Linked DNA regions of Homo sapiens: region 2 is linked to region 1. The links are chromatin contacts, found by Hi-C in ENCODE. All regions are on one chromosome and are shown on one strand. The core of a region is the stretch at or near the end of the contact, and the rest is flanking DNA. Distances in the headings are between cores, read along the strand shown.

Region 1 (6,335 bases), core at 1,564-4,063:
TGTCATTCACCAACTACAAGTGGGGAGAGCAAACCCAGATGCTCTCCCTATTTGAGTCAGTGCTGCAGTGGCCACAGAAAACATCCTGTCCTCTGCAGGAGGCAGGTGTGAATTCCCAGGTCACGGGTAAAGTCGGTCAACAGATGACAGGAGAGCAGACATCAGGCTGAGCCAGCCTCAGGACCACAGTGAAGGCAAACAAGGTGAGAGGGAAGCAGACTATCCACTCAGAGGCATTCATAGGACACTTTTAATTTTTTTTAAATTTTATTTATTCATTCATTTTATTTATTTATTTACTTTTTCTGAGATGGACTCTTGCTCTGTCTCCCAGGCTAGAGTGCAGTGGTGCAATCTCTGCTCACTGCAACCTCCGCCTCCCGGGTTCAAGTGATTCTCCTGCCTCAGCCTCCTGAGTAGCTGGGACTACAGGTGAATGCCACCATGCCCAGCTAATTTTTGTATTTTTAGTAAAGACAGGGTTTCACCCTGTTGGCCAGGCTGGTCCCAAACTCCTAACCTCAGTTGATCCACCTGCCGCAGCCTCCCAAAGTGCTGGGATTACAGGCATGAGCCACCGCACCCGGCCCATTCATTCATTTTAAAGATTGGTCTCCCTCTGTCACCAGACTGGAGTGCAGTGGCACAATCATAGCTCACTGCAGCCTCAGACTCCCAGGTTCAAAAGATCCTCTTGCCTCAGCCTCCTGAGTAGTTGTAAGTCAAGCTAAACTTCTTTATTGCTTATAGCATGTCTTTCTTTAAAAAAAAATTTTTTTTTAGATGACGTTTCGCTCTTGTTTGCTCAGGCTGGAGTGCAGTGGTGCGATCTCGGCTCACTGCAACCTCTGCCACCCATGTTCAAGCGATTCTTCGCCTCAGCCTCCTGAGTAGCTGGGATTACAGGCACCTACCACTATGCCGGGCTAATTTTTGTATTTGTAGTAGAGACGGGGTTTCACCATCTTGGCTAGGCTAGTCTTGAACTCCTGACCTCAAGTGATCCACCTGCCTTGGCCTCCCAAAGTGCTGGGATTATAGGCTTGAGCCACCATGCCCAGCCAAAATTTTTTAAATTTTTAATTGTGGTGAAAATTTTAAAGTGTTCAGTTCAGTAGTGTTAACTGTATTCACGTTGTTATGCCACAGACCTCCAGAACACTTTCACCTTGCAAAGCTGAAACTCTGAACCTGTTAGAAGCTCCCCACTCTCCCCTGCCCCAGCCCTTGGCAACCATCATTCCACCTTCTGTCTTTATGAATTTTGAAGTCATACAGTATATGTCTTTTCGTGACTAGCTTATCTATCATAGCATAATGTCCTCAAGGTCCCTTCATGTTCTAGCATGGGTCAGAATTTCCTTCCTTTTTAAGACTGAATAATATTCCATGATATGTTTATACCATGTTTTGTTTATCTATTCCTACATTGGTGGACATCTCTTGACTATTGTTGGATAGGACACTTTGGCATCTAAGTATGTCCTGCTCTGATCTGAGGGACATCTGCCCAAGCCAGGGCATCAGTCAGCACCCACCTCTCTCATGAGCCTGGAAAAAAATCCTACAGCCACGCAGGCCATGCCAGTTATGGTCTCCATACTCTGTGAGAGCCAAAGACTGCTGAGCATGCTTTCGGTCAGCTTGTCTTGTTTTATATATCTGTCTCCAGCCTTGTCCACTTTTCCCATACCTTCCAGCATGCATAACCACTCTGCCTGCATTTTGCAGACAACCTCTGCTTGTGTGGTCTGGCCTAGCAAAAGGCACTACCATCCACCCAGCTTGTGAAGGCAGAAATGAAAATCATTCCATTCCTTCAGGCCCCATATCCAACCAACGGCCAAGAGTAATAGAAGTGAGCCTCTAACATCACAGGATCTGCTCACTTTCACTATTCCCATGGCTGTTTCCTTACTGCCAGGTGCCATCATTGCAAGCTGGGCAACTGCAAAGGCCTCCTAACTGACCTCCCTGATTCCACACACCCTGCCCTTTCCCATCTGATCTCCACCCTGCTTCAGGGAGACAATCCCCCGATTCTGATATGATCCTGCCACCCCCTAAGGGCACCCCAATGCCCTCTCTTGGTGTGGCCTACAAGACCCTCCTTGAGTGGACCTCATCTCCTGCATCTCGTCCTCTCCACACCTGCTTCAGTCTTGCATGAAACCCCTCTACACGCACAAGACCTGCCATACCTTCCTAAATCGTTTCTGCTGTTTCTCCTGCCTGGCACACATTTACCTGTGCTTCACCGGCCTAACTCTTCCACGACATTCATGAAGCACCTCGTGCTCTGTATCATTCCTGAGCCCAGGCTCTTTCCTCCTGTACAGCCTCAATATTGGAGCACCTGTTTCACACTCCTCCTTCAGTTGTTGGAGGAATCATTTCTTTCCCCAGATTCCCACAGTCAGTCTGCGTTCTTTGCACAAGTCCTCAGGGCAGAAGGTCATATTCCCATCCCCACTCCCCCACCACCTTCTTTTCTATGGTAAGGAGACATTTCGTAGTGTAATAGTACATAAGAGCTTCTCAAAAGCCCATTGTTAAGCCTGAGTAGCATATAAACAAATGCACTTAAGAGGAATGTTTAAATTGTGAATTATAGGTACAAAAGGCACCATAAACAATTTAAACTAGGGAAGAATTGCCCTGCTGTGTGTCTCTGTTCTATCCAAGTATTCATGCACAAGGGCTGAGTCACAGATCAACAATGAAGAATGGGCATTCAGTTCCATGGCAGAAACCATGAATGCTAAGGGCACAGACAGACATTCGTTTTATGTCCCCTGGTTTCAGTAGTTGATGAAAAATTACCCTTTCTGTCTGAGGCTTTCTTTGTCTGAGCTCAAATTTCATTTTGAAAATTCCGAACAAGCTCTCTTCAATTAAAATGAATCATTTTCCCACATAATAAGAAATGTAAAAGGTTTCTGAACAAAGTTGGTTGAGCTTGGGGAACTGATTGGTCAAAAAAGAATGAAGGCTGTCAAATGACTTTAATAAGATTTTGGATGAGTGGGATGAGGTTTTTAAAGGAAAGACGTTCCTTGAAGGCGCATACCTTTTTTGTATTAGCAGTTTTGGGAAATTGGAATTTGGATAATCCTAGGCTCAAGCAGGGATAATAGAAACAAAACATGGCCATCTGCTTTTCTTAATGTTTTCATGGAAAGACAACTTTTAAATTTACAAGACTAACTACAATCTTCTCTCCTGCAGATCCAACTTCATATTTTAATGTGAATTATCTCAGATTGATTCTTTCAATAGAACAACATAATACAGTGTCATATTTGGAATTTGGAAATAACATTTTCAGGTCTCTCAAGAAGGTATCTGTCTTCATATTCATATTTTAAATTAAGACAGAACCCTCCAAAAAGCAACTGGAAATTTAGAAATTTGAAACTAAACCAAATTAATTCATTTTCACTCAAAAGTAAGAAAAAACAAAATTAACCAAAACAAAGTAGAAATACTAGTAGAGATAAAAACAAAAGTAAGGGATTTAAAAACAAACAAAAAGTAGAATTGATGAGTAAAACCAAGATTTTTGCTTTTAAAAGTCTAGCAAAAAAAAAGATAAAAAAGATTTACCTTTTCTGATATTTCATATAAATGATCACAATATGTGGACTTTTGTGACACTTATGTTTTTGGGACTCACCCATATTGTAGCATATGTAAGTAATTCAGTTCTTTTATTGCTGAGTAATATCCTATTGCATGGATATGGTACAGTTTGTTTATTCATCAGTTGATAGACATTGGATTGTATCCACTTTTTGGCTATTGTGAGTAATGCTGTTATGAACATTCATGTACAAATTTTTGTATGGACATGTTTTCATTTCTCTTGGGTAGATTCCTAGGAGTGGAATTGCTAGGTTATATGGTAACTTTATGTTTAAGATTTTGAGGAACTGCCAAACTCGTTTCCAAAGGGACTGCACCTTTTACATTCACACTGGCAATGTATGAAGTTCCAGTTTTCTCCATATCCTCACTAACACTTGTTACTGGCTGTCTTTTTTTATGACAGCCATTCCAGCGGGTGTGCAGTAGTATTTCCTTGGGGTTTTTAGCTGTAGTTCTCTAATGACCAGTGATGCTGAGCATCTTTTCATGTGCTCATTATTCATTCATTATCTCCTTTGGAAAAATATCTATTCAAATCGTTTGCCCATTTTTTAATTGGCTTATGTGTCTTTTATTATTGTAAGAATTCTTTAGATAGTCTGGATATGAGTCCCTTTTCAGATACATGATTTGAGAATATTCTCTGTGTGTTGTTTTTCACTTTCTTGATGGCATTCTTTGAAGCACAAAATTTTTTTAATGTTGATGAAGTCCAACTTATCAATCTTTTCTTTTATCCCTTGTGCTTTTGTTGCCATAACTAAGAAACCATTGCCTAATTCAAGATCATAAAGAGTTACTACTGTGTTTTCTTCTGAGTTTAATGATTTTAGCTTTTATATGTAGATACATGATTCACTTTATTGTGTATGGTAGGATTTCAGGGTACAAATTGATTTTTTTGCATGTGGATATTCAGTTATTCAGTTCTTCCAGCATTTGTTGAAGACTATTCTTTTCCCATGAAATGGTCTCGGCTGCTTTGTCAAAAATCAATTGACCATAAGCATATGAATTTATTTTTGGATTCTCAATTATATTTCATTGGTCAATATGTCTATCCTTATGACAGTAAAAAACAGTCTTGATTTCTATAGCTTTGTAATAAGTTTTGAAATCAGGAAATATGAGTAACCAGTTTTGTTCTTTTTAAAGATTATTTGGACCATTCTGGTTTCCTTCCATGCCCATATGAATTTTGATAGAAATTGTGTTGAATCTGTAGATGAACTGGAATATTGCCATCCCAACAATATTAAGTCTTTCAATCTGTTAATATGGAGTGCCTTTCCATTTATTTAAATCTTCTTTAATGTTTTTCAATACTGTTTTGTAGTTTTCAGTGTACAAGTTTTGAGTTTTGTACTTCCTTTTATTCCTTAGGAATAAAATAAATTTATTCCTAAGTATTTTATTCATTTTGACACTCATGTAAAGAGAATGGTTTTCTTAATTTCATTTTCAGACTATTTATTACTACTGTATAGAAATACAATTGATTTTTTTATATTGATCTGTTGAACTTGTGTGTTAGTTCTCATTGTTTTTTGGTAGAGTCTTTGATCTTTTTAATATACAAGATCATGTCATTTGTGAATATAAATAATTTTACTTCTTACTTACCAATGTGAATCTTCTTTTTTTTTTTTTTTTTTTTTTTTTTGCCTAGCTGTCCTAGCCAGAATGTTCTATGGTACAATGTGGAAATGGAAAGAGTGACACCCTTGTCCTGTTCTGAACTTACTGATTTTTAGATATTTGATATATTTCTATCAATCGCAGTCATTATTCTCTTTGTGAACTCAAATTCTCCCATTTTTTGGCCAGTGGGAGCTTCTTCTACTTAATTCCTATGGTCTTTTAATGTAATCACACCAGTCTTTGATTGCTTCCTCACTTTCTGGTGCAATAGTGTGCCCCAGATCCAACTAGTGTTTTCCTGCCCCAGACCTAGCATCATTCAGTTTCCCAAAAACTCATTTCCTTTACGTTGGAAACAGTACTGAGAGACCACAATCTGGATATTAGAAGTGACCAGTGCTATGAGTAATTATTGCATCTAGATCCTATATTTGACAAGGCTAGGAAATAAGATGGTGGTGTTGTTATTTAATAAAAGGGAAAAGCCACAAATTCATAGTTATATTTTTAACTTAAATAAAAAAATAAAGTTTTACTTATTTTCTTTTATTTTATCCTTTGATCTCATTTCTTGTACACTGAAAACCTTGATTCCTTTTAGGAGTAATATAATTATTTATTTGTCATATAACAGTCTCAAAGTAACAGTTTGAACATTCATATAACAGTTTCCAAGCAACAATGACAATATTACTACTAACAATTAGATACTGAATGCCATTTGAGATTTTTTAGTAGTTATTCTCATCATTAGAATATATTATCTGAGATGTACAGTCAAATTACCATATCCTAAATTCACTTGGAATATTTTCCTCTTTATGACTCTTGCACCAATTTGATAGACAGGTTCATTTGTTTCCATTCATTTACCATTTTTATTGATTATTTTCACTTCTTTAAAACTTAATTTTTGTATTTTAATTATAATAAATATATATTGGGTTTTATAAGAAGCTATTTTCACAGAGGTTCACTCTCATTCATGTCCCTTCTACCCTCCCCATAAGTAACTATTTTATTAGTTTTTATTTAACTGTCAACTT
Region 2 (5,810 bases), core at 2,937-5,436, 150 kb before region 1:
TATTTGGATCTTCTTTCTTGAAATATTTTTTTCCTCTCTTCTATTCAATCCTCACAACAGGTAAAGGTGGAAGCTCATAGTGACCAAATTCACAGTTGGAGACAGACTTTGTGTGCATGTGTGCATGTTAGTGTGTATGAGTGTGTGAGTGTGCATGAGTGCGTGAGTGTATTTGCTTGTTAGTGCAAGTGTGCACCAGTGTGTGAGTGTGCATGTTAGTGTGCGTGAGTGTGCATGTTAGTGTGCATGTTAGTGTGTGTGTGCATGTTAGTGTGTGAGTGTGCATGTTTGTGTGTGCATGTTTGTGTGAGTGTCCATGTTTGTGTATGTGTGCATGTTAGTGTGTGGCATGTGTGAGTGTGCATGTTAGTGTGTGTGTGTGTGAGTGTGAGTGTGCATGGTTAGTGTGTGCGTTAGTGTGAGTGCATATTAGTGTGTGTGTCCGCATGTTAGTGTGTGTCCGCATGTTAGTGTGAGTGTGCATGTTAGTGTGTGTGTGCATGAGTGTGTGATTATTTGCTTGTTAGTGTGAGTGTGTACCAGTGTGTGTGTACATGTTAGTGTGTGAGTGTGCATGTGTGACTGTATGTGAGGGTGCATGAGTGTGTGTGAGTGTGAGACTTGTGTGTATGTTAGTGTGCATGTGAGTGTGCATGTGAGTGTGTGGGTGTGTGAGAGTGTGAGTGCACAGGATGCTTTTCTGCTTTGATTCCCCATTCCCAGAAAAGGGCGTTGGCCCTGAACTTGGGGCCAGGCACCCAGCCTGGGCCAGGCAGCTGTGAACAGCAGAGCTTGGTCATGTTGTCCAAGCTGAAATGTGGGTCCCGCTGTTCTGAGTGGGCAGAAGAGCCAGGGGAATCTTTTCAAGCCGAGCAGATATTCCACATGGCATCTGCACAACCACAAATAAAGTTGTTTATCTTTGTCACTTTAATATTATAACAAAAGCATTATAAAAACAAGGCAGAAACATAATGAACTCTAAGGCCCAATAAATCTCTTGGTTAAATGGCCCTCGTGGTTTCTGAAGTTATCCCAGAATGGGATAATGGCAGAAATGAATTAGGTATAAACTGGACAAATTCTCACCTCTCCTGTTGTTTCTTTTCAGCCAATAGTTTCCTAAAAACTGGGTTATCAGAGACGCTCTTTTAGAGTAAAACAATTTTTTTTTTTTACATTTTTAAAAACAGAGCTTCTCTCCAATGAATGTCCAGAAAGACCATACATTTCAGGGCTGGCCTACAGGACATATTTCAAAGTGATGTGTAATGTCATTTTAGAAGAGTGAGCTGTTTTCTGTTGTTTTTTTTTAACTTAAAGACAAAATGGCCAGGGAAAAAGCTGCCAAGTCTCTGAGTAATCTTATTGAGGGTTCAGCTTTCTAAGTATGACCTTATGCTAGCAACAGCCCCTGAGTAACAAGAAAACAAGCCAAGCTAGGAAGCCTTGTTTCTATGAGACGAAATGGTAAGACAGCAAAGTCTGAAGGTGAATTCTAATTATGTAACATGAGTGAGTCATCAACGCCGTCAGCGATCACAGACAATGATGCAGTGACCCGCCGTCTCCCCACACTTGCAAAGCACAGAGGCTGTGTTTCTCATCCCCCGCTCCACACCTTCCTCTCACCCCTCCTTCCTTCCTTCTTTTCTATTTTTCTCTTTTCTTTTCCATTTTGTGCTGCATTACTCAGGGTTCTCAGAACCAATAAGATACACATATATATTTAGAAAGTGATTTCTTGTAAGAACTTGGCTCATGTGATCATGGAGGCAGGCAGGTCCCAAGATCTGCAGAATGAGTTGGCAAACTGGGGACCCAAGAGAGCTGATGGTGTGGTTCCTGTCTGCGTCTGAGGCTCTGGAACCCAGGAGAGCGGATCACATAGCTCTAGCACAAAGGCCAGCAGGTTTGAGACCCAGGAAGATCTGATATCTCCATTTAAGTCCAAAGGTGAGAAAAAGCCAATGTTCTAGTTCAAAGACGACCAAGCAGGAGGATTTCTCTCTTGCTCAGGGGAAGGTCCACCTTTTTGTTCTATTCAGGCCTTCAACTGATTGAACAAGGCCCACCTGCATCGGGAGGGCCACCTGCTTTACTCAATTTACTGATTTACACGTTAATCTCATTTCAAAACACCCTCAGAACACCCAGAATAATGTTTGCCCAAATGTCTGGACATCCTGTGGCCTAGTCAGGTGGACGCATAGAATTAACTATCACGTGTGCCTTCCTGTTCTCGGGTGCACTGGCCACGCATGCTGTCACCCATTTCCCGTTTATCATCTTTTCTTTACAGCCAAGTTTCTAGAAAGAGAAGTCTAGACTGTCTGCAGTTTCTCATCTCTCATTCACAAGTCAACCCAGCGGCAGTTGGCGCCTGTCCCCATCATTTTCTTGAAACTGATCTCAAGAATCTGCATAATCTAATTGTCAAGTTCTTTCCTCTGTTCTTTGTGTAATAACGCACCATCCTGAATCTCTCCTTCAGGCCTCTCTTCTCTGTGCGGCCCTCTAGGAGTGATAGTCCCCAGGATCCTACCATCTTCCTATCTATCTTTTTTTTTTTTAATTTATTTTTTTGAGACGGAGCCTCACCCTATAGCCCAGGCTGGAGTACTCACTGCTACCTCCACCTCCCAGTTTCAAGCAATTCTCCTTCCTCAGCCTCCCGAGTAGCTGGGATCACAGGCCCGCACCCCCATACCCAGCTAATTTTTGTATTTTTAGTAGAGACGGGGTTTCACCATGTTGGCCAGGCTGGTCTCAAACTCCTGACCTGAGGTGATCTGCCCGCCTCGGCCTCTCAGAGTGCTGGGATTACAAGTGTGAGTCACCGTGCCTGGCCCCCTATCTCATTTAACAAGCTCTGTCTGGCAGATGTTATAAGCTCTCTTGCTTTAACTGCCAGCTCTAGGCTCATGACTATAAAATCTCTGTCTTCAACATTCTCTCTCTCTGAATCTCAGACTTGGGATATATAACTGCTTACAGATTCTCTCCCCATTGGATAGTCTCCACATGAAACTGGAACTTAACATGCCGCATTCAAATTCACCATTTCCCCCGTAGACTTAATTCTTAATTTCTTCTTTCTCAGAATGATACTAGCATCCATGCAGTCTCCAGAGGTTTTATCCAGGAGACATTTATTACCAACGGCTCCGTCTCCCACCTTGTAATTCAAATCAGTTACTATGCTCTTTCGGTTCTCCTTGCTAAATATCCATTTCCTCTCCTCTTCACTGTCCCTGTCTCCAGCTTAATCCGAACCTTCCTTATAATTCTCAACTGGAGTATAGCTTTATAATGGATTTCTCTCCACCTCCATTTCAACTGCCCCTTCAATGAATTAGTGACTATTTTCAGTGTGATTCTTATGCAAGAAAATGTGATCGAGTTAATTCCCACTGAAAGCATTTCCAAGCCTACCCCATTGCCTTTAGGATACAATATGAAGACAATTGCAACAGTCCAGGAGAGAGACTGTGAGCTAAGACAGAGGCAACTGAGATGGAGACACAGGACAGAATGAAGGGAGCTGGGAGATCCTACAAGCTAGAAATGCCAAGACCCCATTACCCATGAGACGATCAGACGTGGGAGTGAGAGTAAAGGGAGATGAAGGAAATCCTCTCCATCCTGACTTTGATGATAAAGTGAGTCATAGTCTTGTTCTCTGAGCTGGGGAACTCTAGATCCTGACTTTCCTCAAAGCAAACAGCAAGTGAACTTACTTGGGTGGGGCACCCTGTCTGGGGAAGCAAAGCCTTCAGGAAACTCAAAGGTCTGCGTAGAGATGAATCAGAGACTCAATAACGAAGAAATAAAAATTAATACCAGATGGGTGAAGGAGGCAGTTGAAAGTCCTTGTAAATAGTCAGCATCCAAGAGTGCTGCAGAAGTGGAAGGTGCCACAAACAATGCTCTTCTGCCAGGAGATTCCTAAAAATCTGCTGGCAAAGACCAGAGAAAGAATCAGAGCCACGTGCCCAGCAAGACATTACCTAAGCTCAAAAGGGTTTAAAGGACTTATAACCCTGCCTTTTACCCTCAATTATTTCATGATCACCACCATGCCCTTTTTCCTGGTCAGGTGGTTGGCAGTAGTTTGGAATACCTTGCTGTTTGTAGAACATGTTAAAGCATGAATTATTTGTTGCTATGCCTTCTGGGTGCATATTTGGATGCCCTAACAGATGAACTAATAGCTCTTTTCATCTCACTCTCTTTATTGAGTCTTGCCCATTTACAACAAAGGAGAGACTTGTTTTGTAGATCTTTAAAACACACCTGAGGATTTTGAATTCATTTATAAGCCAATCCCCTCCAGTGATCATTCAGTAAGAACCAAAGTCATTTGCAAAGCTATACACCAACAACATTTAAACTGGTTAAATTGAGCCAAACCACCCAATTTGGCTGTTCAGCCAAATTCAAGTATGTCCAATGCATTGGGATATTAAATCCCCAACAAATTCTTCTTTGGCATGGCCTGACAAGATCACTGGTATTTATTGGTTGCTTTTATACAAATGGAAAGAAATATATCATAACCAAAAAGTTTTCACAGGCAACCTCATTAGAATCTTGCATGGGACCCAAGAGTGGGCTGAAGAACACAGTCTTTCCTGCCAAAGAGCAGCCTTTTGCTCTGCAAGCAGGTGGCTGATGGGCTGTTTTATGAAGGGTTTAATGATCTCTGTCTGCCTTAGTTACCTACCAAAATAAACTGTGTGAATCCCAACGTGGTAGAAGGACTCCCTCATTAACTGTCAAGCAAAATCTTGGTAGGGCTCCACAGCCTGAGGAAATAAAGTTGCTAAGGAAGACAAGTCAGTGATTCTGTAGTTTCTACAGACCTCTGCTTCAGATACTGTTAGCAGCCCAGGAAGTAGTTCTGTTGGCTGCATTGATCCTGGGCCCAGAATTACCCTAAGGCAGAACCATCAGGGAGACAGAGCTAGATCAGTCTCCATTCCCCTAGGACACTACTCATTTGGCGACAAGCTAACCAGAGAGCTTCACTCAATTTATAATATTCATAACTGATAAAGGCCTTTTCTGGTATCCCACTAATTATATATCCAGGTTATAACCTAAATAAGATACAAAACTGAGGATGCATTTTTGTCTGATCTCTTTATTTGATGCCTGAGGAAACTGAGACTCAGGAATGGCTGAACTGCCTGAAGTTGCACACCTGAGAGTCGAGCCCAGGTCTCCTGACTTGCAGGCCACAGTTCTTCCTGCTGTGAATACCATCATGTGCTGCCAGCTGCACATGGTTGAATGGGAGTTACAGAAGTTTGGAAAACCTGGGTCAGATATCAGACTAGAGAAACATCCAAAGAGAGATAAGAAAAAACATAGACTGGATGGTCCACAAGCCTCAGTGTAGGAAATGAAGTGGATTAGCCAGGAAATCAGGAACCTAGGCTGTTTTGAGGGGGCATAAAAGCTGCCTTGCTCAATCATGCTTATTTCAATCTATAGAGAGAAACACCCTACAGGCAGAAGACCTGCCATTTTTACCCATGCTTGGTCCAAGAGTACGCCTTCCTTCATCCATATTTCTAGCTTTCTCCCCACCCACTCCTTTCTTTGGAAGGAAGTTATTTTCCTTTCCTATCACTGAAAATTCTAACAGAGCCCCACTGAGAGTCTTCTTCATCCTACGTCCTCATTTAAAGCCAAATTTTACTGAGCACTTACTATGCACCAGGTGCTGAGCTGGGGTAACAAAGATGGAGCAGCCACAGTTATAATCCACAAGGATCTCCTCATCCAAAGGTCCTGTTTATGTA

Evidence for each region. A loop is a pair of places that touch in the nucleus more often than their neighbours do. Pooled maps may share reads with other maps.
Region 2: a pooled map of heart right ventricle shows a loop between it and region 1 (2.1-fold over the local background). The contact joins two enhancer-like sites. A Hi-C loop is called at or near these places in 2 of 168 maps with a recorded cell type or tissue (PC-3 and naive thymus-derived CD4-positive, alpha-beta T cell), 5 of 37 single-sample maps with no recorded cell type and 12 of 50 pooled maps.

What each region holds. Positions count from the first base shown.
Region 1 is chr6:11,157,874-11,164,208 of GRCh38, reverse strand. No RefSeq gene overlaps it. Among named protein-coding and RNA genes, the nearest start is that of ERVFRD-1, 49 kb to the right of the region's middle. Within about 2 kb of position 2,813, at least 2 of the 41 ENCODE cell types and tissues checked have a DNase peak (open chromatin) inside an H3K27ac peak, as active enhancers do; they include PC-3, where a contact is called at or near this core.
Region 2 is chr6:11,314,192-11,320,001 of GRCh38, reverse strand. The region is part of intron 4 of LOC105374925 (a long non-coding RNA gene); the gene reads right to left. It also overlaps a transcript of NEDD9 not described here. Among named protein-coding and RNA genes, the nearest start is that of NEDD9, 84 kb to the right of the region's middle. RefSeq lists an enhancer at 1,540-1,759. Within about 2 kb of position 4,186, at least 6 of the 41 ENCODE cell types and tissues checked have a DNase peak (open chromatin) inside an H3K27ac peak, as active enhancers do; they include PC-3, where a contact is called at or near this core.